Regions from separate parts of the Homo sapiens genome. Here region 2 is linked to region 1. Evidence: read pairs that join two places in POLR2A ChIA-PET (ENCODE). Cell type or tissue: GM12878. All regions are shown on one strand. Each heading gives the region's core, and the rest is flanking DNA. Links, peaks and the distances in the headings are about the cores only.

Region 1 (12,720 bases), core at 2,628-7,627:
AATAAAGTCTAGGTACAACGCAAGCAGTAACACACAAATGCAGCTCTGGGTTGGGGTAGTTTTCACACTGAAGGAGTTGCAAGACCCAGCCAAAAAGACTCTCACGGGTTAGGGTAGAAGTATTGACACAAGGACACTCAATTGTGACCTGTTTTAACAAGGATACTGGGGGCCATCCTAACACTCTGTTGGGACAGCTCCTTGTAGCTGGAGCACGGTGATTTATTTGTTGAAGTTTTTTTGTTTGTTATGTTTTGTTTTGTTTTTGAGATAGAGTCTCACTCTGTCACCCAGGCTGGAGTGCAGTGTTGTGATCTCGGCTCACCGCAACCTCCGCCTCTCAGGCTCAAGCAATTCTGCCTCAGCCTCCCGAGTAGCTGGGATTACAGGTGCACACCACTACCGCCCAGCTAATTTTTGTACTTTTAGTAGAGTCGGGGTTTCATCATGTTGGCCAGGTGGTCTTGAACTCCTGACCTCAAATGATCCACCTGCTTCAGCCTCCCAAAGTATAATTAGATGAAGTGAAGATGCTAGAACTGCTCTGGCACAATATTGAGAAAGGGACCAGAAGGCTTAGGGAGGCAGGGCAGCTAGCTATATTTATTATGTGAGATGGGCAAACCCACCCTCCACAGAGGCAATAAGCCACATGCTGTTGGGAGGGAGGCAGGCCAGGGTGTAGGGAAAGCAAACCAGCATCTCTGAGAAGCCTGGGGCAGCCACCTCTGCAGGCGTCAGTTCCAAAATGTCATCTGGAGGATTGCTTTCAAGGGACACTTTCAGTTCCCGATGTTTATCCTGGATTCCCCCAAAAGTTTATGTGGATAGTTTATTTGGGAATGTGATCCCAGAATGAAGGCGTGAGGATCGGGGGAATAAAAACAGGAAAGAAGGGGAGCTAATACCATGACCTCTTATCCTTTTGATAAGAGTGGTAGATGTTGCCAGGGAACTGGTATGTCCAGTGTTGGTGGACATGGTGAATTCCAGTCAAATGGCAGCTGTTCATCTTCAGTGGCCAAGTGGATGAATTTACTGAGATAGCAAGGTTGAGTGGCAACGAGGGGGTTCCCTCATTATCCTTTGACCCAGGCTCTCCTTTGGGGGAAACCCAGATTTATCTGGCTGGGAACATTATCTAATTTTAGTATCACTGAATCCCACTAAGCTGAGATAGCCCCTGTCCTTTTTACAGGTGAGGAAACCGAAACTCTGAGAGGTCGCCTAAGTGGGGGGGATGAAAACCAGCGCTCTGACCACATCCTGGCCTTCGTCACCATGGGATTCCGAGGGACAAGCCCAGGGGAGTTGCAGCATCCTCTGTCTACCCTATGTACGTGACCCCCCTTTGCGGTTTTTAAACCCCACTGCTTGCTGACAGATTTGTCACCTGTTATAAGGGCAGAATCCATTATTATTATCAATAGTAGTGATGGATACTTAAATAATAAATGCACTAATCTCATTAAGCCACTTATTTAATTAATCTATTTTAATTCATGTAATTAGTTAATATGATAATGCTTCCTTTCATCCAAAGACAGCCTGCAGGCTCTCCAAGCATGGTGTATTATGATTAATGGATTTTCACATGTTGAGAAGGAAGGAGTTTGGGGAAATGCTCAAAGTCAGAGTTGCCTGGTGGGGGTCGCTTAGCCCATGGAGAAGCCCACTGCTCTCTATCTGATGACTGCTCTCCCGCCCACAGGCACTAAGCTCTCACTAGCTTTCTTGACTTTGCACTTACCTGGAAAGTCCTCTCCTTTTCTCCCTGTGTAGCAATACCACCCATCCTTCAAGACTCAGCTTAGGAGTCACCTCCAGCAGGAAGCCACCTGACCTTTCCCAGCTGGATTAGACAGCTCTCCTGAGATACTCTGTGTAGCACATGTCAGAACTATGGAATGTCCCCTGCTTAAAAACAAATGCTTTGAGAGAAAGGGCTGGGCTGTGACTACAGCATCAGCAACCACAAACACAGCAACCACCATCATTCATTGAGCATCTATTCTGCACCAAGCATCTTCCCAAGCACATTGCAAAGATAGTCTCTTTCCGTCTTCACCCAACATCAAACTGGGAATTGTTTCCTCATTTCTTTTGGAATAAGGAAACAGAAACTTCAAGCAGTTAGATAACTTGCCCAGAGCCACCCACCAGAACCAGGATTCAAACTCAGGTTCAGATGGTCCCAAAGCCTGAATCCTTAACTACCATGCCAGACGTCTTACTTGTCTTTGCAGCCTCCACCCCTAGCACAGGGCCTTACTCAATACTTGTATAATGAATGAATGCCCCAAATGCTTTCTTAACAAATTTGGATCTCATAGTGAGAGAAACAAGAAGACCTTGTGGCTGAAAGGGGAGTGATCATCAGCTTAGAGGAATTCCGTTATTATGTTGATCTTTCATGGTAATGTTTAAGGACATTAAAATTTTCAATACCGTTGATGGAATTACATTTTACTCTAAGGTCTAAAACCACAAACAAACAAAAATAGTAATTCCATTAGTGGCTGAAAATGGTAATAATCCTGGTGAGTATGAATTTTATTGCTATAGCAACTGGAAAGCCCAGAAATGATAAATAAAAAGTTCTTACATGCTGTGAGGAGTACATTTTTGTTGCCAATACTCCATCAAACATTTTAATTCCATTAGTAGTTAAAAATTGTAATAATACCCTTGACAATAATTTTTATTGTTATACCTGTAAAACACAAAGATAAGAAATAATTTTGTCAACTGGAACATGGTGATCATAACTCAGTGGTATTAGTGAGAAGCCTGTGATTCAGTTTCAGTGTGACTAGCATCTCGATTTGGAGCCTTAACACCTGAAAATGTGACTCAAAAGCTATTTCAAACTTAAGCCATTTCCCTCTTTCATTTCTAGTGTTCTCATGGCAAAGAAAGAACGCACTCAGAAGTAGGTTGACAGTGGCTCTGCCACTATCTTGTGACCTACCCTGGCTCTCAGTCTTCTAATCTGTTAAATGGGACCACATAGGCTCTGTTTTAGTTTAGTCTAATACCTGGGGATACAGTCATGTATTATGTAGATGGTGACCCTGACCACACGGAGCTTATGGTTTTGGGGGAAGATCGATATTATTTATTATCAGCAGCATTGAAGGGAGTGATTTTCAGGAGCTCACCCAGAGGCCACCAAGAAGCTCCTCCACCTGCGACCCTGATGTAGGTGACTCTCAAGAAGCTCCCCTGGAAGCTTCCAGGCTCAAGCCTGTACACCTCCCCGGCTGCTATGCCTCTGGAGAGCAAAACCTTCTTCCTCTTCCATGGCTTATACTTCTCATGAGCACTTCCATTGGCCGACTCTACCCCAGAACAATCTTAGGAAGGGCATTCTAGGAAGGCTTCTCAGAGGAAGTAACATTTAACTTAAAAACCAAAGGATGAGGGGAGGCCGAGGCGGGCGGATCACAGGGTCAGGAGATCGAGACCATCCTCGCTAACACGGTGAAATCCCATCTCTACTAAAAATACAAAACAAAATTAGCTGGGCATGGTGGCAGGCACCTGTAGTCCCAGCTACTCAGGAGGCTGAGGCAGGAGAATGGCATGGACCCGGGAGGTGGAGCTTGCAGCGAGCCGAGATAGCGCCACTGCACTCCAGCCTGGGCAACAGAGCGAGACTCCATCTCAAAAAAAAATAAAAAACAAAGAATGAGTAACACTTGGTCAGGGGAAAAGAATAGAGAGGAGCTGGGAAGGGAGAGGAGAAGGAAAAATAATCCCAGGTAGTGGGAACAGCATGTGCAAAGTAGAGCTTTGCTGTCACTAGCCACCTCTGGGGATCTCCCGCAGCTCAGTGAAATTCCCCACTGGTGGACTGGGAGTAGGGTAGGGGATGGCACAGCGGTTTCTCAAATGTGGTGATGGAGTTTACTCCACCAGTTTCATCAAGTGCTATCATCAGTAGATTTCATCATGGTGCTTATAATTTTTTTTTTTTTTTTTGAGACAGAGTCTCTGTCGCCCAGGCTGGAGTGCAGTGACGCAACCTCGGCTCACTGCAACATCTGCCTCCCAGGTTCAAGCGATTCTCGTGCCTCAGCCTCCCAAGTAGCTATGATTACAGACGTGAGCCACCACGCCCAGCTAATTTTTGTATTCTTAGTAGAGATGGGTTTTCGCCATGTTGGCCAGGCTGGTCTCGAACTCCTGACCTCAGGTGACCCACCCGCCTCAACCTCCCAAAGTGCTGGGATTACAAGCGTGAGCCACCGCACCCGGCCGCTTATACTTTTTTATGAAAAGTTCGCCATGAATATTGCATCTCTGAGTGAACAGAATGGTGACTCACGTTTTGCAACGTATATTTCTCATCTAATTTATTTTTGACAGTCCTGTCATATTTTTGACAATTAAATAACTTTTCCCTCTCCTTGGGATTTAAGGTCATGCAGCCTCCACGACTCCTCCCACCTATATTGCCTCAATATTCTCCCATATCAGCTAGCTCGTGATTATAAAAATATTTAGAAGAAAGAATAAACAGAACTAGGTCTTTAGGGGTGGTGTGGAGAGGGAGAACAAGGAGATCATGGGTTCAGTTTTGAATATGTGGATTTTGTGATACACTGGAGACATCCAAGTAGGGATGACAAAGGACAATTTATATATTGGTCTGGAACCCAGCAGAGAGAGCAGATATAAATTCTGAAGACAGGGAATGCAGGTGGCAACTGAAAGCATGGCGGCAGATGAGAAGGTAGTGAGGAAGAGCAGAGGAGGCAGGATGGAGCTTTGAGGAAAATCAACATTCAGTGCCTGGTAAAGGATGCTCAACCATAATGGAGAAGACAGAGGACAAGAATCCAGAGAACTAGTAGCTGAGCCAGGATACTTTGTATCAAGTAAGTCAAGTGGGAGCTGATTCAAGGAGATAGGTCTGAAAGTGTCCAGGACTTTAGCAACGTGGAGAATGTCCATGATGCCCTCCCTGAGAGCTGTTTGTTGGAGACAATGGGGAAGAATCCAAATAGGGGTGGGTTGAGGAGGGAGAGGATGGGGAGAAGGAACAGGGACCAAAAGTACAGGCAACCTTTGAAGAAGTGTGGCAGCCAAGGGGAGGGGGCAGGCAAAGGCAGCCACAAGGGAGCGTGGGGCCAAGGTTGTTGTGATGGTGGTTGTGTTTCAAAACACAGGTAGAATTTAAGCATATTTTAAAGATCCAAGACTGCAAAATGCAGGGTGAGGGGAAAGGCAACTAAAGCAAGGCCAAGCTAAGGCAGGTCCATGGGGAGTGCGGGGAGGGGGCGGTGGCAAAACTTAAGGAGACGCTCATTCCTTAAACGGCAGGGCCAGCGTTTGCCCAATCCTGAGAGCACATGCCTCCTTAATTTTACATCCTAGAAGCCTGACTGGCTTCACCCTGGCCAGAGCCCAGAACTGAGATCTTAGAGTCCTTGAGGTGACAGCTCCAGAGCACAAGGGTGACTCTCAGAGTGTTACCCTTTTCCAAAAAAAAAAAAAAAAAAAAAAAAGCTTGACAAGGAAAGTTATAATCAAACTTGCAGGACTTGAAAGAACTCTAGAGGCCACCTCCTTCTGTGGCTTTTCAGGATGTCTTTAGCTGTGAACACTTCCTTTAATCTCATGTGGAGGCCCAATAAGTAAAACAGGAAATGCAGATGGCTCTAGTGGAAGCTGGGAGCCAGAAGCCTTGAGCTCTGGTCAGGTCCACAGAAAGCTTAAGCTGCACGGATCACAGTTTGCAAGTCTCTGGGCTGGTTCAAGATTTCCACGTATTCATTTGTGAATTCATTCCAGCTTTCAGTGCAGCCTCTGAGGCTGTGGGGGAGGCTCAGCAAAGGGAAGCCCGATAACACCCTTGCATCTGCAGAATCATCTCAGTTTCATGGGTGGACTTTGCTTCTACTAACCTGACACATTTAAATTAAATTTTTTTATCTCTGCCCTGCCTTGTTCCCCAAAGGATTTAAGGTAGTGTACCAAGATATACGTGAGACACAAGATAAAGCACCTAATGACATAGACAAGGAGATAGCAAAATAAGCAAAGGGAAGTTAAAGGAAGAGAGGCTTAGATCTGGGATTTGCTCAGAGTCCCAGCCACTTACTGCAAAGTGGTCGCAGATTTGACTCTAAGCTTTCTAACAATAAAGCAAACAATGCTTCTAGCAGATGAAGGCCAGATAATTGAGGATTCATCTGCCCATTAAAAAACAACACCATCAAGAAGATTTGAGTTAGAGCCACAAAAATAGAATTTGATTTGCAGAATTTTAATTTACTCCTGACATTCTAAGAGTGTTCCCAAGGTGTAAAGAAAGGTATTCTGTCATAGACCAGATGTTGACAAGTCAAAGCTACCTTGTGTTAAAAGAGCTAGTTAGTCTCAAAAAAAAAAAAAAAAAAAGAGCTAGTTAGTGCCTACTAACTCCTCTCTTCCAGAATGTTCTGGGTCCTTGAGATATGAGTGTGGAGGCCATGACAAGAACAGAAAGTGCAGTTCAAGACAGTTGTTCCTGGGGTGCCGAGAGACTGGGGGTCTGTGGGTGACAGGAGCACCTTGCCGACTCTAAAGTCTCAGCTAACCTTTTTCTGACTCCAGGAATTCACCCAGGAGCGTTGGCTCTTAATACAGTCTCCTATGTCCACTTTCTCCTATGAAGCAATATTTTCCGCTGTATTTATTCATGAATTATTTTATTCATCAAACATTTATTAATGTCTACCATATGTCATTTATTTTCACATCCGTTATCTCACTCAATCCTCAGACAACCTTGTGGGGAAAGTATTCATGATTCTTCCCATTTTATAGATGGGAAAGTTGAGGCTTAAAGAAGTTAAAGTAACTAATCCAAGGTTTCACAGCTAGTAAGTGGTAGAGCTTAGTTTTGAGCCAAATATCCTGACCCCCAGCCTGGTGCCTTTTGCATTGTGTCATGGAACCACCTGAACTGAACACATCAAGGCTGAGGATCAGAGATTGCTAGTGGCTCCCAACCCAGCTGATATCCAGGAACCAGGAAAACCAAACCAGGGGACCAAGAGGCTTGTTGGAATGAAAGGGAAGTCTGCTGTCTTGAGACGGTGGGATCAGAATCGGTATCCTTGTATGCAAAATTCAAGCAATTATCTCTCCTTGGCAGGTTTGCTATTGTTTAGAGCCACCACGTACATGTGTGCAGGTCGTGCACTGCACAACTCTAGAGGGTATCATTCATAGCAGCAGCAGCATGGATTTGTATTTTACTATTACGGTCTTCAAGCAGGTAGCAAGAAAGAGTACCAATGAGTAGGCATCTTTTCCTAATTTGCACATAGATGCCCAGTGTCAGCAGGAGTGCTGGTGTGTGCCTCACAGGTGTGTGTTTAGTGACTGGCACAGAGAAAGCCCTTGATAAAGGCTAGTTTCCCATATCTCCTTCTGTAATATGAGAACCATCAAACTTGCTCAGCCTGCCTTACAATGCAGTTCTGAAGATCAAAATAAAATAATAGAATGAAAGTGTTTTCACAGACGCACCGGGCCACTGTTGAGTACAAGTATAAGGAATTAATGGTTTGGCTAAGGAAGTCGAGGGGAGGCTCTGGCACCAAGGCACCGAGACACCAAGGCTAGGTCCCAGTCCACTCAGGGAACAGGTTATGTGCTTCCCATGGAGTCCGCTGCCAGCTTGGGCTTCTGCAGTCGAGTTGGGGGCAGGGCCCCTATGCCAAGCAGAGGGAGCTCTGACGCTCACTGGCAGAGGAGACAGGGAGAAGCAGAGGCTTCCTGGACCCTCATGTCAAAGCAGTTTGCGGGAGAAAGGAAGAGAAGGGGAAGCATAATATCCACCGAGCAGGCAGCGGGAGATGCAAAAAGCAGACAGAGACTGAAAGAGAAATGAGAGGGAGAGGGGTGAGGAAAGAGAGCAAGGGAGAGGCTGAGAGGGATGGAGCAGGGCAGCCAGAAAACAGAGAGTGAGAGCAGGATGAGATGGAGACAAGGGAGGAGGAAGGAGAGAGAGGCGACCTGAGAAAGACCCAGGAAAGAGGTGAGCGAATGTGCGTGTGTGTGCATGTGTGTGTGCCTGCGTGTGTGTGCGCGTGTGCGCAGGTGGGGGTGAGGAGGAAAGGAGAGGAAAGAGGAGGGGAGAGGAGGGCCCTGAAGGAAAGGGGAGGGAAAAGGAGAGACTGGAGTTCAAATCCCAGCTCTTCTCTTCGCTGTCTCTGGAAGGTCCCTTAACATTCCTAGTTTGTTTCCTCAACCACGAAGTGTGGATAATAATCTTTACTTCTCCCTGCCCTCCCTCCACCCTCCCCAGTCCCACCCACTCCTTGGACTGCTGCAGGCACCAGGAGATGACAGATGTCAGTCTTTGGAGTTTGGCTGATGGAGGGAATGCCGGTATATTCCTGAGAAGCGTGAGTTTTTCTACTCAGCCTGGTGGGCTTTGTGCGGCCCCTTGCTTTGGCTGGGCTCGGGGAAGTCGCAGTGCCTGTTATAGGGCCTGGCAAGAGGACCATCAAGATGAGGGCTTTGTCTGGATCTAGGAGAGCTAGATTTCTTTCACCGCTTCCTTTCACCAAATGGAAAAGCCAGTTTTGGGATGTTTTCTCACAACTACCCTGAAACTCTCAGACAGCTCTCAGGTGCCTTCCCTATGTGGGCTCCCCCACACCAGGGTTTTGGGACTCAGGAGTGGTTGACAAGGAGGTAACTGTAGAATAGAAGCCTTAGAAATCAGATGGAGGTGGCTGGCATTTCTCCTCTCTTTTCTCAGTGTGAAGAGGCCATAAAACAATTAGAGCTCCATGTTGTTCTCCCAACAGAGCAGGGCGGGTGTCTCTGCCTTGTTAGTGTAATCAGCACCGTGATAAGGGTTCCCCTGCAACTGTAGGAGAAGATAGGCTGCCCCATAAACCTGGGTCACCAGCAGGGCACGGGGGTGAAAAGGTAAAGGGAGGAGCCGTGGCACCTCATGCTGTCCCAGGGAAAGCCTCCAGCTGGAATTCTGACCTGATAGGGGAGGGCCGCAGGCCCCTCAGCCTGAGTACCTTCTTCCACCGTGGCGCTTGTCCCAGACTTGGGGAAGGTGCCTGGCGGGTAGGCATCAGAGGTTAACCCACTTCTCACCAACAGCCAGGGTTGACTGTAAGTCTGGAGGCACAGGGACAGGCAGACCATTTGTCATTGAACCATTTCTGTTCTGAGCCTCTGCCACCCTGCCCCTCCCCCAGGGCCAACTAGACCACCATTACCTTCCCCCGCCCCCCTTCATTCAGCCTCAGGAGCCACAGGGGGGCTCTAGGACTCTGCTCTAGCTATCGCCTGCATCAGCCCTGCTTGGACAGTGCCCAGGTCCTGCTGGTGGTTAAATATTCTGAATGCCTCCCCTGCCAACAACCCTGATTTCCTGAGCGTGAAGATCTTAGAGGAGAATGGCTCCATCTGTATTTGAAAGCAGGAGGCCAGGTAGAGGACAGAAGAAGGAATAGCCCTTTCGCCTGCCCCAGGGGAGTGACTGTGCCTTTCATCAAATGCTTTCTTTCATTTAATCCTAACCGCAGGGAAGTGGCACTGCTCTTTGAGAGTAACAAGAAAGAGAAAGTAATTTACCAAATTTCCTTCTCTGTGTCTTAAGAAGAGACTTTGGCAAACTGAGGGTGAAGGGTGAAAGCCCTAACTCTCAGGCACCCTGAGAAGGAAAGGAACTCCAGATTGAACATCAGGGCCTGGTCACAGCCTAGATGTTGTTACCATTTGGATAGGGTTCCAGAGACCGGCGGGCAAGCGCTGAGGCCAAAACCCTTTGAGGGTGAGATGCAAACAGGGTCGGGAGGCCAGTGAGTTGACAGTTTCTCTTCATGACTCAAGATGTGTCCTTGGCTGTGACTTCCACCTCCTGGTTGTCAATATCCTCATCTATAAAATGAGAGGCTTGGATTTAATAATACAAATTCTATCTCCTCCTTCTCTGATTCTATGATTCTCATCCAACCACTTATCCACTGGATGGAAGGAATGTCTGTGAAGGAGGCAAAAGAGGAGGTGATTCTATCTGGCTGCAAGAAGGCCCAGTGTGTCTTGAAGAGCACAGGATTAGGAGACAGACCTGGACAGGGCTGCCATGTATGTTTGTTGAAGTTCCACACTGCACAACGGTGCTCGGCTGAGGGGGCCAGGGGGGTTGCAATACAGCCTGGGCTCTGCTCAGCAAGCTGTGCACGCTGGTGTGGGGTTTCATCCACCTGAGGAAATGCACCGTCTTCTAATGTGTGCAAATGTGCCACATAGGCTAGTGGCAATTCTGACCTTAGGAGAAGATGCAGAAACCAATAGGGAGAGGGAGCTCATTAAATCCAAGGTTTGAGACTTTTTAGCTCTGTGACCTCAGCTGATTTAAAGAATCTGAACTTCGCTGGGCGAAGTGGCTCATGCCTGTAATCCCAGGACTTTGGGAGGCCGAGGCGGGTGGATCGCCTGAAATCAGGAGTTTGAGACCAGCCTGACCAACATGGTGAAACCCCATCTCTACTAAAAATACAAAATTAGTCGGGCGTGGTGGTGGACACCTGTAATCTCAGCTACTTGGGAGACTGAGGCAGGAGAATCACTTGAACCCAGGAGGCAAAGGTTGCAGTGAGCCAAGACTGCACCATTGCACTCCAGCCTGGGCAAAAAGAGCGAAATTCTGTCTCAAAAAAAAAAAAAAAAAAAGAACCTGAACTTCAGTGTTGTGATAAAAACTGGGTTTGTTGTCATTTCCTGGCAGAAATGATGTGAGGCTGAGCCCAGAAAATAAATCTCCAGCATGAAGCACAGAACCTGAACCATAACAGGTACTCAGTTGAAAGAGTTTTCTTCCCGCCTCCTCCCTACCTGGGTTTCTCTTGGGAAAATGTTCATCAGTGTTTTGGCATTGGAAATGGCTTCCTTTGCCTGGAAATTCGGCCCTGAGAGTCCATCTGCTGGTGGGAGCCTCCCCTTACCACCTGCCCTCACCTCTCAATGGTATTGCCCTAGCATTCCATTTCCATCTTAGAATGCTCACCAGGGTAAGACGTGAAGCCTCCCTACAGCAAGAAAGTCGAGACCAGGAAGAAGTCTGGTGAAGGTGTCACACAATAATTGTGGGATTGGATTTTCATTTTTGCATGTGAACCCAAGCACTTTCAACAGGTAACGCCCTCTCTCTAGTGGTTTCTGCATCTTCTCTCCCCTCTCACCACTTGAGAAACAAAGAAACTAAAAGGTGTGCATGGATCGTGAATGTTCAAGCTGGAAGGCCTCAGAGAGGTCATCTGGTTCCATCTATCCACCAAGGACGCTTTAAAGCATCATCAGGCATTATCCAATTATCACACTCTCTTGAACTCACCCGCTGACTGTTTCCCACTGTGCTGAGCACAAGTTGCTAACAGCTTTCTCAGTGGGCATAATTACCCAATTTTAGGGCTGGAGCGGCACTGAAAGGTGCCAATGGGGATTCACTTAGCGGTACTGTCCCCAGCTACACTCTCCCGCTGTGTTCCAGGTTACTCATTCTTGATCAAGTCTTGCCTTCAAGACTTTACCACCACAGTACTTTTTGCCTCTTAGAATTTAAAGAATAGGAATAACTTCTAGAAAAATCTGAAACAGTGCTTTGTATACACTGGGCCCTGCTCCCAAGCCTTCAGTGGCTCTCTATTGCCCACAGAATTAATCCCAGTTCATTTAACTGGCCCTTTGTTCTATATTATGGAAAAACAGAAACAAATGGCACTTGGTTTATCCTCTTAAGGAGTCCAAGTTCTACTGAGAGTGATGGGTACAAGTAAGTCAGGAATGAATAAGACAGCAACCACAATAATTGCTGCCAGTGGACATGGAGGATGGAGGAACGGCATGTGTGTGGGGACTTGTGGGCCTTTGACGGTGGAAAGTATTTATTCATTTTACAGGCAGAGCATGAGACCAGAGAGGAAAAATGAGTTATCTCAGGTTGCACAGTGAGACAGAGGCAGAGCCAGAACTAGAACCCAGGACTCCTGGGTTCTCTTTGTTCTGTTTCAGTGTTTCTTTTATATGGTTCTTAATTGTTGAGTTCCCTCCTTTCTAGAGCACAGCTACAGCCTGGCACTGTGAAAAGAGTGCCAGGATACTGGGTGAGGGGTCTGGAGTCTCAAGTGTGAGTCCTGGCTGGCTCTCTGCCATGTGACACTTTGGGGAGATACTTAAGCTCTCTGAATCTTCTTTTTCTGATCTGTTGTTCATCTACCAGAATTCAGCTCCATTAGGGCAAGGAAAACATCTCATTCTTCTTCCCCAGGATAGGTCTGGGGGACTTTGAGAAAGACAATAACAGATCACAAACAGGGATATTCAGCAGTCTGGGGCTTGGGAGACAAAACTGTGGGGAAAATAAAGGTTTGGAAGGGGCCAGCATATTGAAGACTTGGCAATGGATGAATGGAAGACAGGGAGAGGAGAATGTGAGGGGGGAAGAAGGGTCTCTCGCACTGTTGACTCCCCCTCCAACACTGAGTAAATATTGAGAAAACACCTATTAAAAGGTGAAGGTTGGCCAAGGGTATAAGCTCACTGCTCAGGCCTCTCCCAACTACAGAACCAGAGAGATGCTGGGACCTTTGCTCTCAGCACCTGAGAAGGAAAAGCTTGGCGGATTCCACTCAGTCTCTGCCTTTGCTGACAGCATCACCATGGACAAGCCACCACAATGCTACAAGCCTCAGT
Region 2 (12,720 bases), core at 4,501-9,500, 77 kb before region 1:
CCAATGAGATGAAAGAGAAAATTATCGAATGGAGTTCCCGCCAGAAGGGCTCTTGGCAGAGGCTAACCCAGCTGAGGGATTTATCCTTTTTCCTTTCTACCTGGAATGCAAACCTGATGTCTGGAGCTCCAGCAGCTATTTTGGACTATGAGGCAACCATGTGGCTGGAAGCTGACGCTGAGGTGGCAGACCTTGATAACAGTGGACCTGCCACTCCAGCCCTGGCCTGACAATACTGGGACTCCATTTACATGACAAAAACTAAATTCCTATTTTTAAGACACTTATTTCTGTATTCTGTGACATGCAACCAAAAATAACGCAAACACATGTGCTAACACGTGTGTTTTTATTCAGCGGACGCTCACTGAGCACCTGCTATGTGCGAGCTACTGTGTTAGGTATAGAGTGGCAAAGATGAGTAAGCCGTGTGCTTTCAAGGGTCTCACGGTGCAGGGGAATTCCACAAGTAAACAGCATGCCAGCTTATGGAAACTATAGTAGTAGAACGTTCCGAGAGCTGAGGGATACAGAGAAGTGGGGTTGTACAGAAGAGGGAAGCTGACCCAGCCAGGAAGGACAGAAAAAGTCACCCAGATGATGCACTGACTGTCACAGGACAAGAAGTCACTTGAGTAGACTTGGTGCAGAGAAATAAACAGAGGCAGAGAGTGGATAGTGATAGCTTGTTTGCCAGGCTGAAAGGTTCGGGTTCTCCTTGTCCACATTTGAGTACACTTACACACACACGTCACAAACACACATGCACGTGTGTCAGAGGCAATTTCTTCTTTGCCTCTGCTGAAGTCCCTCAGCATTCGGCAGTCTGTGTTTAGAACTTCCCCATGGATCAAAGATTCTGTGTTTACATTTTATCCATGACTCCTATCTGTTGGGGCAGGAGTATGTTGCCTCCACGACAGCTAAAGTTTTCTGTTACACCCGTGTGCCTGGATCACAGTCTGACAGGAAAGCACTGGCTAGGCAGGAAGGATACCTCAGTCCCAGTCCCCTCTATACCCCTTACTTGTTTAAGATGATTAATGTCTTGTTCCATTCTTAGTATTTATTTGCACCACTGCCTCATCCTGGAAAAGGCTTGAAGAGGTTGATTTGAATACATGCAACACAGCCCATCTTTTAAAGGAAGGAATAAAGAAACCAGGGTGAGGAAAAGGAAGAGGGAGGCAGCAAGATGCCCCAGCATATTCTAAGATCCAGGAAGCCAGATGAATTTTTATTTATTTTTTTTGAGACCGGGTCTCACTCTGTTGCCCAGGCTGGAGTGCAGTGGCACAGTCTCGGCTCACTGCAACCTCTGCCTCCTGGGTTCAAACAATTCTCATGCTCAGCCTCCTGAGTAGCTGGGATTACAGGTGCGTGCCACCTTGCCTGGCTAATTTTTGTATTTTTTTAAATAGAGACAGGGTTTCACCATGTTGGCCAGTCTGGTCTCAAACTCCCGTCCTCAAGCAATCTACCCACCTAGGCCCCCCAAAATGCTGGGATTACAGACGTGAGCCACCATGTCTAGCTGGCCAGATGAATTTTTCAGCTTAGTTTCTGGTAGCCATGGGGGTTGGAGGGAACAGAAACACAGCCACCTACAAGCCGTCAGGATGACAGTGATTCTAAAAGACAGAAAATGGCCCAGTTGCTCCTGGAAGTGGGCTCTCCCTGGCGTGGTAGTCTGAGGAGAATTTAACCATGGACCCTCACAAAAGGAACATCATGAGAGCCTCCTCAAGATCTTATTCACCTTCTAAAAGGAATTCTCGGAGTGCTTTTCTCTCCAGCTAATTAGAGATACGACGTGGAGAGCAAACAGTTTGAAGTTGTAGTCTATAGCAAGCACCGGCCTGTCACACAGATATTCCATGTTACCAGCCGAGGGATGATCCAAGTGTGTTAATCAATTAATAGACCAACCTCTGCCCAAAGAGAGGCCGAAGGGATACCTGTGGAGATCCGGTGAGAATACCTGTGTGAATACCCATGGGGATACCAGTGAAAAAACCCATGAGAATACCTCTGTGAATACCAATGAGAATACCTGTGGGGATGCCTGTGAGAATGCCTTTGGGAATGCCTATGGAAATGCCTGTAGAAATACGTTTGGAAAGACCTATGGGAATACCTCTGGAAATACCTGTAGGAATGCCTGTGGAAATATCTGTGAGAAAGCCTGTGGGGATACCAGTGAGAATACCTGTGGGGATACTTGTGGGAAAGCCTGTAGAAGTACCTTTGGAAATACCTATGGGAATACCTATGGAAATATCTGTAGGAATACCTGTGGAAATATCAGTGGGGATACCTCAGAGAATGCCTGTGAAAATGCCTGTGAGAATCCCTGCGAGAATACCTGAGAGAATACCTGTGTGAATACCAGTAAGAATACCTGTGGGAATACCTGTGGGGATACTTGTGGGAAAGCCTATAGAAATACCTTTGGAAATACCTACAGGAATACCTATGGAAATATCTGTGGGAATGCCTATGGGAATGCGTGTGGGAATGCCTGTTGGGATACCTGTGGGAATGCCTGTATAAATACCGGTGAGAATCCCTGTGGGAATACTTGAGAGAATCCCTGTGTGAATACCAGTAAGAATACCTGTGGGGATGCCTGTGGGAATACTTGAGAGAATGCCTGTGTGAATACCAGTGAGAATACCTGTGTGAATACCAGTAAGAATACCTGTGGGAATACTTGTGCGGATACTTGTGGGAAAGCCTGCAGAAATACCTTTGGAAATACCTATGGGAATACCTATGGAAATATCTGTAAGAATACCTGTGGAAATATCGGTGGGAATGCCTGTGAGAATACCTGTGCGATCACCAGTGAGAATACCTGTGAGAATCCCTGTGGGAATACTTGAGAGAATACCTGTGTGAATACCAGTGAGTATACCTGTGAGAATACCTGTGGGATACTTGTGGGAAAGCCTATAGAAATACCTTTGGAAATACCTATGGGAATACCTATGGAAATAGCTGTAGGAATATCTGTGGAAATATCTGTGGGAATGCCTGTGAGAATACCTGTGCGATTACCAGTGAGAATACCTGTGTGAATACCAGTGAGAATGCCTGTGGGGATACCTGAGAGAATGCTTGTGAGAATGCCCGTGTGATTACCAGTGAGAATACCTATGAGAATGCATGTGGGGATACCAGTGAGAATACCTGTGAGAATGCCTGTGGGGATACTTGTGGGAAAGCCTATAGAAATACCTTTGGAAATACCTATGGGAATACCTATGGAAATATCTGTAGGAATACCTGTGGAAATACCTGTGGGAATGCCAGTGAGAATACCTGTGTGAATACCAGTGAGAATGCCTGTGGGGATACCTGTGAGAATGCCTGTAGGAATACCTGAGAGAATGCCTGTGAGAATGCCCGTGTGGTTACCAGTGAGAATATCTGTGAGAATGCCTGTGGGGATACCTGTGAGAATGCCTGTAGGAATACCTGAGAGAATGCCTGTGAGAATGCCTGTGTGATTACCCGTGAGAATACTTATGAGAATGCATGTGGGGATACCAGTGAGAATACCTGTGAGAATGCCTGTGGGGATACCTGAGAGAATGCTTGTGAGAATGCCCGTGGGATTACCCGTGAGTATACCTACGAGAATGCATGTGGGGATACCAGTGAGAATACCTGTGAGAATGCCTGTGAGAACCCCTGTGGGGATACCTGTGAGAATACCATGGGAATGCCCGTGGCAATACCTATGGGATGCCTGTGGAAAGCTGTTTTCCTAGAGAAGATGGCTATGGATCTGCTCCCACACAAGAAAAAAATGTCCTAGCCGATCAAGCTAAGCCATGATCATTTTAGCTTCAATGTTTTTCAAAGTACCTTTTACTAATCTCCCAAGAAGGACTTAGAAAATTCCTAATACTGCACCCATAAGATGCCTAATGTTAAGCAAATATAACCTCCTGGTGAGTCCCTCGAATGGCTTAGTGGGAAAATGGAACCCTAAGTGACTAAACGAGTGAATGCAATTCACAGGTTGTTGAATAAAAGCCAACTCAATGTTGGAGGACATCTGCCAAAAATGACAATTGGGGGGTGGGAGTAGCTCATCCTGAGCCACTTTTTTCTGACAGTAATGAGGCTATTCCTGGTTCATGACAATAAAACCATGTCATCTGCATAGAAAAGACTTGTAACTTTCTGTTCGCTATAGCAAACAGTAATGCATTCAGCTCATCCAAAAATCTTTCAAGTCATAAAATACCCGTTAAAGGAAGCAGGGACGGAAGTACATCGCTCTTGTGCTGTAGTTGGAATTGCTATTTGGCTCATCAGGACACTATTTCTGCCGACCTGGCCCTCATGCTGTGTTGAGGTGCAAGTTCTACATAAGCACCTGTGGCAGGGTGGGGATTCATAATGAGCTCCTGTAGTTTAGCCCATAATTGGTTTCTCTCCACATAATTAGTTTCTCTCCACTGAGTCGAAGGCCAAAATCAGTCATTGCTATTGTAATTCTTACATCGTGCCTGACAAATTTTTGCACAAGTGGCATAAAAAGGTCAATAATGTGGGATAAATGTGTTGAAAAACCCAGGGGCTCCTCATACAAAATATAAGCTTGAGAAATGCAACTTTCAATTCATAAGAGGGAAGTTGGCAGATAGTTTAGCTGGAATGTGAAGTAAACCAATGGGTCTATCATTTGGAGAAAAATAGAAGGTGATCCTTTTACAAAGTAGGATAATCTGCCATTTGGATCCATCCAGACAAGAGGCACATATGGAGTTCAGGAGAGGAAACAAACTTGGCCATTGCACACTTGAAACGTGGCAAATCCAAAGTGAGGTGTGCTGTAAGTGTAAAATACACAGGAGTTCAAATAGAAAGAAAATATGCAAAACAACTCATTCATAATGATTTTATCATCATTATCATAATTTTATGTTGATCACCTGTTGAGATGATAATGTTTGAATATTTGGGGTAAATAGAATACTATATATTATTAAAATCAATGCCATCTTTTTTTACTTTTTTATTATGCCCACTAGAGAATTTGAAATTACTTTCATGCATTATGGTAACCACTTTCAAGATGATCCCCAGTGATCTCTTCCTCCTGGTCTTCACAGCCTTGTGTAGTCCCTCCCACATTGCCTCAGAGGTATCAGGGTTGGCCTGCATGACACATAGAATACTTCTGAAGTGATGACATGGGTGATGGTCCATTGTATGTGTCAGCTTGACTGGGCTAAGGAATACCCAGAAAACTGGCAAAACATTATTTCTGAGTATGTCTTTGAGGGTGTTTCCAGAAGAGGTTAGCATTTGAATCAGTAGACTAAGTAAAGAAGATGGCCTTCACCAATGAGGGCAGGCATCATCCAATCCATTGAGTGCCCAAATAAACCAAAAAGATAAAGGAATGGCAAACTTGTTCTCTCTCTCTCTCTCTCTCTCTCTCTCTCTCTCTGTCCCTCTCTCTCTCTCTCCCTCTCCCCACCCCCACCCCCCATCCCTTTCCCTCCCTCCCTCCTTAAGATGGAATATCCATCTTCTCCTGCCCTTCCTTGGATATCGGAGCTCCTGGTTCTTGTGTCTTCAGATTCTGGGACTTACCCCAGTACCCCATCCACCATCCCCATCCCCAGTCAGTTCTCAGGTGTCAGCTTCAAACCTGGACTGAATTATTCTGCTGCCAGCTTTCCTGATTCTCCAGCTTGCAGATGGCAGAGATCATGGGACTTCTTGGCCTCCCTAATCACATGAGCCAACTCCCATAATAACTCTCCCCTTATAAACATATATCTTATTGGTTCTGTTTCTCCAGGGAACCTTAACTAATACAGTATGTCACTCCACTATTAGACTACAAAAGACTGCAACTGCTGTCTGTCTCGCTTGCTCACTCTCTCTCTCTTCATTTATTCCAGGAGAAGTTAAATGCAATGCTATGAGCAGCCCTATAGAGAGGCCTATGTGGCGAGGTCTGAGTCTCTATCCACAGCCATGTTAGGGAAACTTCTTGGAAGCAGATTCACTGGCCCCAGTCCAGTCTCTGGTAATCACAGCCCAGCCTACATCCTGACAAAAACCTCGGGCAGGATCTTGAGTTGGAACCACCTAGATAAGCTGCTCCTGGATTCCTGATCCTCAGAAACGGTGTGAATAATTAAGCCCTGGGTAATTTATCACAGAGTCACAGGTAAGTAATTCACATGCATTATATTTCTACTGAGCAGCATTGATCTCAAGCTAAAAACAAACAAAAAAAAACAGCAAGCCTCTAGAGCAGACATTCTTAACCGTAGCTGCACATTAGAATCACCTAGAGAACTTTCTTTAAATTACTGCCGCTGGGGAACCACCCCAAACCAACTGAATCAGGAGGACTCCAGGGGGAGAGACCTGGCACTGGTATTTTTTTTAAGTTACCCAGGTGATATTAATGTGCAGCCAGGGTTGGGGTCACGCTCTAAGGAAACACTTCTCAAATGTCACAGTACTTAATTCCACGTATCACCTAGGGCTTTGCCACTCAATGGGTGCAGGCAAATTACCTGGCCGCTTGTTAGAAATGCCAGGTCTAACCAAACAAGCGTACAGAATCAGAGTCTGCACTTTCAATAAGACTCTGGAAAATTTCAATGCACATTGAAGTTTCAGAAGCAGGGATTTAGGGTATCACTTTGAAACTGGACCTCAGAAATCTCACCCTCCAAATTCCTGCTAAGGGTAACCATCCCCAGAATATGTTCTCCCTGAAAGATGTATTAGCTTGAAGTTGTGTGTGAGCTCTCTCCCCAAAGGATTCTGACATAATTAGTGTGGGTGGGGCCCAGCCACAGAGAATTTATGGGGGTTTGTGTGGTTTTTCTTGAGACATGGTCTCACTCTGTCACCCAGGCTGGAGTACAGTGGCACAATCATGGCTCACTGCAGCCTCAACTTCCCGAACTCAACCATCCTCCTGCCTCAACCTCCCCAGTAGTTAGGACCACAGAAGCGTGCCACCATGCCTGGCTGATTTTTCTCTATTTTTTTGTAGAAATGGGGTCTCACTATGTTGCTTAGGCTGCTCTTGAACTCCTGGGCTCAAGTGATCCTCCCACTTTGGCCTCCCAAAGTGCTGGGATTATAGGGATGAGCCACTGTGCCCAGCTTTGTGAACATTTTCCCTGGGTGATTCTAAGCTGCAGAATCACCTAGCTGGGGCCTTGGAAGCCACCATCCTGAGTGAGCATAAGACAGGACTGAGCCCTCCATCAGTCCTTTCTCTGGGTCTCTCATCTCGCCACTACAAGTCTAAGTCAAGAGATTAAACATGAACTCTACAAGCCAACTGTCCCATCTAGGACTTTTCTGAAGAAACAGCCATTTCTTCCAACTCTAGAGAAGAAAAACTTGCCACCTGGGACTTCCCCAGAGCCAATGCACACATCTCAGTAAGGTACTTACCTAAGGGACTTCCTGGAGTACTGTAATTCTAACGTTCATAACCTTGAGTCACATCCTTGAAAATGAATCCCCAACAAGATGCAATATGACTATATAGCAAGATTTAAGTTTTATATTGATTATTGTGCCACTTCCAAACCAAACCCCTTTTCACACAGCTAACAGTGGCCGCAGTTTAAGAATTGTTTTACTTCTTTATTCATTTGTTTTGGGTTTTTTTCTGACATTATTTATCAAACCAAGAATGAAGGACAAAATCCACAGCTACTCAAATTAAAATGAACTAAAAGCCAGTTTTAATTTTCCGACAACCCCATCAACAGTGGTAATGGAGTGTACCCAAGGTGTCTCTCAGCATTTCAAGAGTTTCTCAAAAAAGCAATTTTCAGCAATTTGCAAGTTCCATTCCCCTTTTCTCAACAGCCCCATCTTTTGAGATGCAACCATGAATTAATAGCCTTAAGCATGGCAATACCAAGGGTTAAGATGGGAGACATATTATCACTCTGTCTGTGGGTGAAAATCACCATCCTAAATTTAGTAATAAATAAGAAAGGCTAACTGTAATACAATTTACAGCACTGACTCCTTCAAACTACTTACCATAGTTTGTAACTATTTTATCACTTCTCTATTTGTTTATCATTAGTGTCCTCTCTGATCTATGACCACATCAGGAGCCATGTCGGTCTGGTTCAATATATCTCTCCTACTTAGTGTAGTGTCTGACACATAGTAGGCACCAAAAGAATGTTTGCTGAATGAAGGGTTGAGCGGATAATTTCCCCAGATTCATGCCATGTGCTAATGCTTAGTGCTTTATAAATCCATTGGTGAAAGTTTGTCTACTCAGCTTGACACATCTGTTCATAAGGAGATGATCTATGGTAAATTAGTTCTACTCCAGAGCAGTTTAAATGGGACCCTGAAAATCCTACGCCAACCCTGACATTCTGTTCTTCAGACATTATTATGACTAACTTGAAATATGTGATATAAATGGAGGCTTTTAACCATCATACACAACTCAAGGTCCAAGCAGCCTGAACATAACCACCCAGAGGGATGTGAGTCCACTTTGAGTCAAGTCCAGACTCTCTGGTTGCTAAACCCTGAAAGGGTTTTGTTCTATGTTCTATGTTGTGCTCTGAGCATTGTAACTCTCTCCAGGATCTGCCCAGCCTGCAGGGAGGAACCAGATCTCTTTCCCAAGCAAGGGGGCTTAGAACTCGGCAGGCTTCAAATGTTCTCAACAAAATCTGGGGTGAAAAAGAATCAGTCAAACATGAGCTCAGAATGACAGACTAAAGTATCTTGGTTTCCCTAGGAAGCCATGTCAAATGCAGATCTCAAGGGCAAATAAATAATACAAGGACTAAGGGTCCACTGAGAACTACTGATGCTCTCACCAGATCATCCCCATGATAGGCTATCTTCCTTTCATTGTCCCTGATCCTTCAGCACATATGACCTAGCCCTCTTCTGCTCAGGAAGACAGTATCACATAATCTCAGATACACACAGAGGGTCAGTCCCTGGAAAAAATGTTCTAGAGGGAAGTAGTAGAGAGTAGTAACCCTACAGGCCTCAAATCTCTCAACAACCAACCCAGTGAGATCTTCACAGAGATGTTTCTTTGAAAGCTCTTTCTTAAAACTTAGGACGGAAAAATAATTCAGAAAAGAGTTGTGGAGTGGTGGAAACAACTTGAGATTGGGCGATAGAAAGATTGGGTTAAAGCTGGGACTCTGCCTCCTGCTAGGAGATAATGGAGAGACTTTGAGTGAGTCACTTGCCTCAGTGGGCTTCAGTTTCTTTAACTGTGCAACAGGGATTATAACTCCCACTTCCAATGGAAGCTGTGTGTCAAATGCCATAATACAATGGGCTTAGGACATAGCCCAACTGTAAACAAATGTGAAGGCATGCTGTAGGATAAACAAAGGGCAGACACTCAAGAAGGGTCAAATGCCAAAATACAACGTGCTTAGGACATAGTCCAATTGTAAACAAATGTGAAGGCATGCTGTAGGATAAACAGAGGGCAGACACTCAAGAAGCGGCTTTCCCTTCCTTCTCTTCTTCCTTTCTACCTTCTCCCATGAACTGCAGGAGGTAATTAGTCCATGTCTCCCATTGCTCAGGAAGTGCTAATGCCCCATACATGCAGTCACATGCCTTTTCTGGCACCATCTTCTGACAAGAAAAACCATTTTGTCTGTCACACGCACCTTGAAGCAGATACCATTGGTCACACCCCCCAAACAGCAATTACCTGTCTTCTTCTGGCTGACAAACCCCAATTTTTCCCAGGAACTAAGCTCCAGAGAGTGGTAAGGAAAGCTGTCCCACTGCATAGTCCAAGGGAGCAAATGCTGAGTAATTCAACTTGTAATGGTAATTGCATTATATCTGCCAGCAACTGGTTTAAGTGGGGACATGTGACACAATCCTGGCCAATGGGAAATAAAGGGAACTTGTTAGAAGACTTCTAGGAAAGGTTTTTCTCTATGATAAAAACAGTGAGAACAAAATGAATAAAATACTTAGGAATACAGCTAACCATGGAGGTGAAAGATCTCTACAATGAGAATTTAAAAACACTGCTTAAAAAAATGAGAGATAACACAAACAAATGAAAAACAGTTCATGCTCATGGATAGGAAGAATCAATATTATTAAAATGGCCATACTACCCAAAGCAATTTACAGATTCAATGCTATTTCTATCAAACTACCAATGACATTCTTCACAGCATTAGAAAAAAACTATTTTAAAATTCATATGGAATCAAAAGAGAGCTCAAATAGCCAAGGCAATTCTAAGCAAAAATAACAAAGCTGGAGGCATCACACTACCCAACTTTAAACTATACTACAAGGCTACAGTTGCCAAAACAGCATGGTACTGGTACAAATACAGACCCACAGACCAATGGAATAGAATAGAGAGCCTAGAAATAAAACTGTACTCCTAGAGCCATCTGATCTTCAACAAAGCCAACAAAACAGGCAGTGGGTAAAGGACTTCCTATTCAATAAATGGTGTTACGGGATCCTTGGGGTGTCACTTTGCCAGCTGGAAACCACTGGGCCCACTTGTCCTGGCAGGTTGTGCTAAGTTTGCACTACTGGCCTAGATCCCATGCTTGCCAAGGACAAGTGGAGTGGTGAGGGCTGTGTGAGCAAGTAAGCATGGGTTGTGTCCCATGTGCACAGCCAGGCACACTGGCTGTGGCAAGGCAAGCAGCTCTAGGTGCTGGCATGGGTGCCAGCTCCTTGTAAGGCTGTGGCTGGACCAGGTGTCCCACAAGCAGCTTTCACAGCTGGCACTGGGGAATGTGGTGGCACCCAGAAGCTTGGAGACACCAGGAACCTCAGAGCCCCAAAGAGGGTGTCACAGCCCTGGCTCAGGGAGCATCTAGGTCCAGGCTCCCCAAATGTCCACAGCTCTTCTCTCCTCGTCACCTGCAACGTGATGAGCAAGGGGCGTGTTTCAGCCCATTTGTGTTACAGTTCTTTCAGCCCTGCCATTCAGCAGGTCCAGAGTTCTTGTCCCATGCCCAGAAAGAATGAGGTATGTGCAAAGTGGAGGGTGAGCAATGCAAAAAGGAGATTTACTGAGCAATAGAGTAGCTCAGAGGAGACTTGCAGTGGGTAGCTCCTCTCTGCAGCCAGGATGTTCTGATGACTGTTCAGCTGTCAGCAGAGAGGAGACCCTGGAGTGGATAGCTCCTCTCTAAAGCTGGTTGTCCCATCATCTCAGCTCTCAGCAGAGAGGAGACCTTGGGGTGGGTAGCTCCTCTTTGCAGCTGGTTGTCCCATCTTCTCTCTAAATCTGGCCGAGTCTGGGGTTTTTATGAGCTTCAAAGGGAAGGAAGTACGTGCTGATTGGTCCATGGGTGGGCCCAGAAAAAGCACAAGTTCCCACTCTGGTTCATAGGGCTGGCAGCCCAGCCCCTAGGCTTCAGGGCTTCCTCAGCTTGAAGGTGAGGCTTCACCAGAGACCCGTCCCTTTCTGCTCAGAAGCCTGTCTGCCTCCTGCTGCTGTTCATGACACTCATGCTGTTGGTGCTGAGGGGTGCCTGCAGGCCAGCACTGAGCTACCCTCAGACCCTCCTCGGCTTCCCTCCCATGCTCATTAGCACCCAAAATCTAGAGCAGGCCAAGGCGGCAGGGGGCTGGCATGTCAGCACTGTCCCCAGCATGCACATACCCAGCCAGGTTGTGACAGCACCCTGGCTTGTCCTCAACTTTTCTCCGAGATTAGAGCAGGCACCAGGAACAGGGAGAGGCCAGGCAGTGGAAGCAGGCATTTTCAAACCTGCAGAGCAGGTGCTGGGGGCGGAGAGAGGCCAGGTAGTGGGAGCAGACATTTCTGAGCCTGCAGGGGCAGGGGGACCTGAGAATGCAGAGATGCCTGGGTCCACAGCCGCAGTTTGGGTGGCTGAAGCTGTGCCTGGGAAGGTGCCTGCTACTACCTCCCAAAAGCACAGGGACGCCTGGGTCTTCAGCTGGAGCTGTGTGGCCACAGCTGTGTCCAGGGAATGCGAAGCTCCCACCCTGCCAACTCCGAAAGGGGAGGGTCTGCTGCCTGTTCCCAATCCCACTGGCTCCATGGAGTGCACAGCCCTGGCTGCACCTCTCCCACTGCAGCCGGCATCATGGCAGTGGTCACTCTAGACAGGCCACCACTGCCATCACTGGGATAACTGATTAGCTATATGTAGAAGATTGAAACTGGACCCTTTCCTTACACCATATACAAAAATCAACTTAAGATGGATTAAAGATTTAAATGTAAAGCCTAAAACTATAAAAACCCTGGAAGATAACCTAGGAAATACCATTCTGTACATAACCCCTGCCAAAGATTTCATGACAAAGACACCAATAGCAATTGCAAGGAAAACAAAAATTAACAAATAGGACCTAATTCAACTCAAGTGCTTCTACACAGTAAAAGAGGCTATCAACAGAGTAAACAGAAAATCTACAGAATTGAAGAAAATATTTGCAAACTATACATCTCACAAAGGTCTAATATCCAGAACCTATAAGGAATTTAAACAAATTAATAAGCAAAAAACAAACAACCCCATTAAAAAATGGGCAAAGGACATGAACAGACACGTTTCAAAAGAAGACATACGCATGGTCAACAAACATATAAAAAATGCTCAACATCACTAATTGTTAGAGAAATGCAAATCAAAACCACAATAAGATACCATCTCACACCAGTCAGAATGGCCATTATAAAAA

Evidence for each region. Peaks named below come from ENCODE experiments on the same cell type or tissue, not always from the same donor. Only the 100,000 strongest peaks of a DNase experiment are listed, where the experiment ranks them.
Region 2: POLR2A ChIA-PET joins it to region 1 with 10 read pairs; 3 of 35 experiments call an interaction of 5 or more read pairs at or near these places.

What each region holds. Positions count from the first base shown.
Region 1 is chr22:35,125,944-35,138,663 of GRCh38, forward strand. The region is part of intron 4 of LINC01399 (long intergenic non-protein coding RNA 1399); the gene reads right to left. Among named protein-coding and RNA genes, the nearest start is that of ISX, 66 kb to the left of the region's middle. RefSeq lists enhancers at 966-1,015, 1,056-1,115, 1,126-1,385, 5,384-5,553, 9,193-9,729. In GM12878, for the core only: no CTCF peak of the experiment used is centred there; a DNase peak (open chromatin) is centred at 2,878; H3K27ac peaks cover 4,147 bases.
Region 2 is chr22:35,046,801-35,059,520 of GRCh38, forward strand. No RefSeq gene overlaps it. Among named protein-coding and RNA genes, the nearest start is that of ISX, 13 kb to the right of the region's middle. In GM12878, for the core only: no CTCF peak of the experiment used is centred there; a DNase peak (open chromatin) is centred at 7,452; H3K27ac peaks cover 2,708 bases.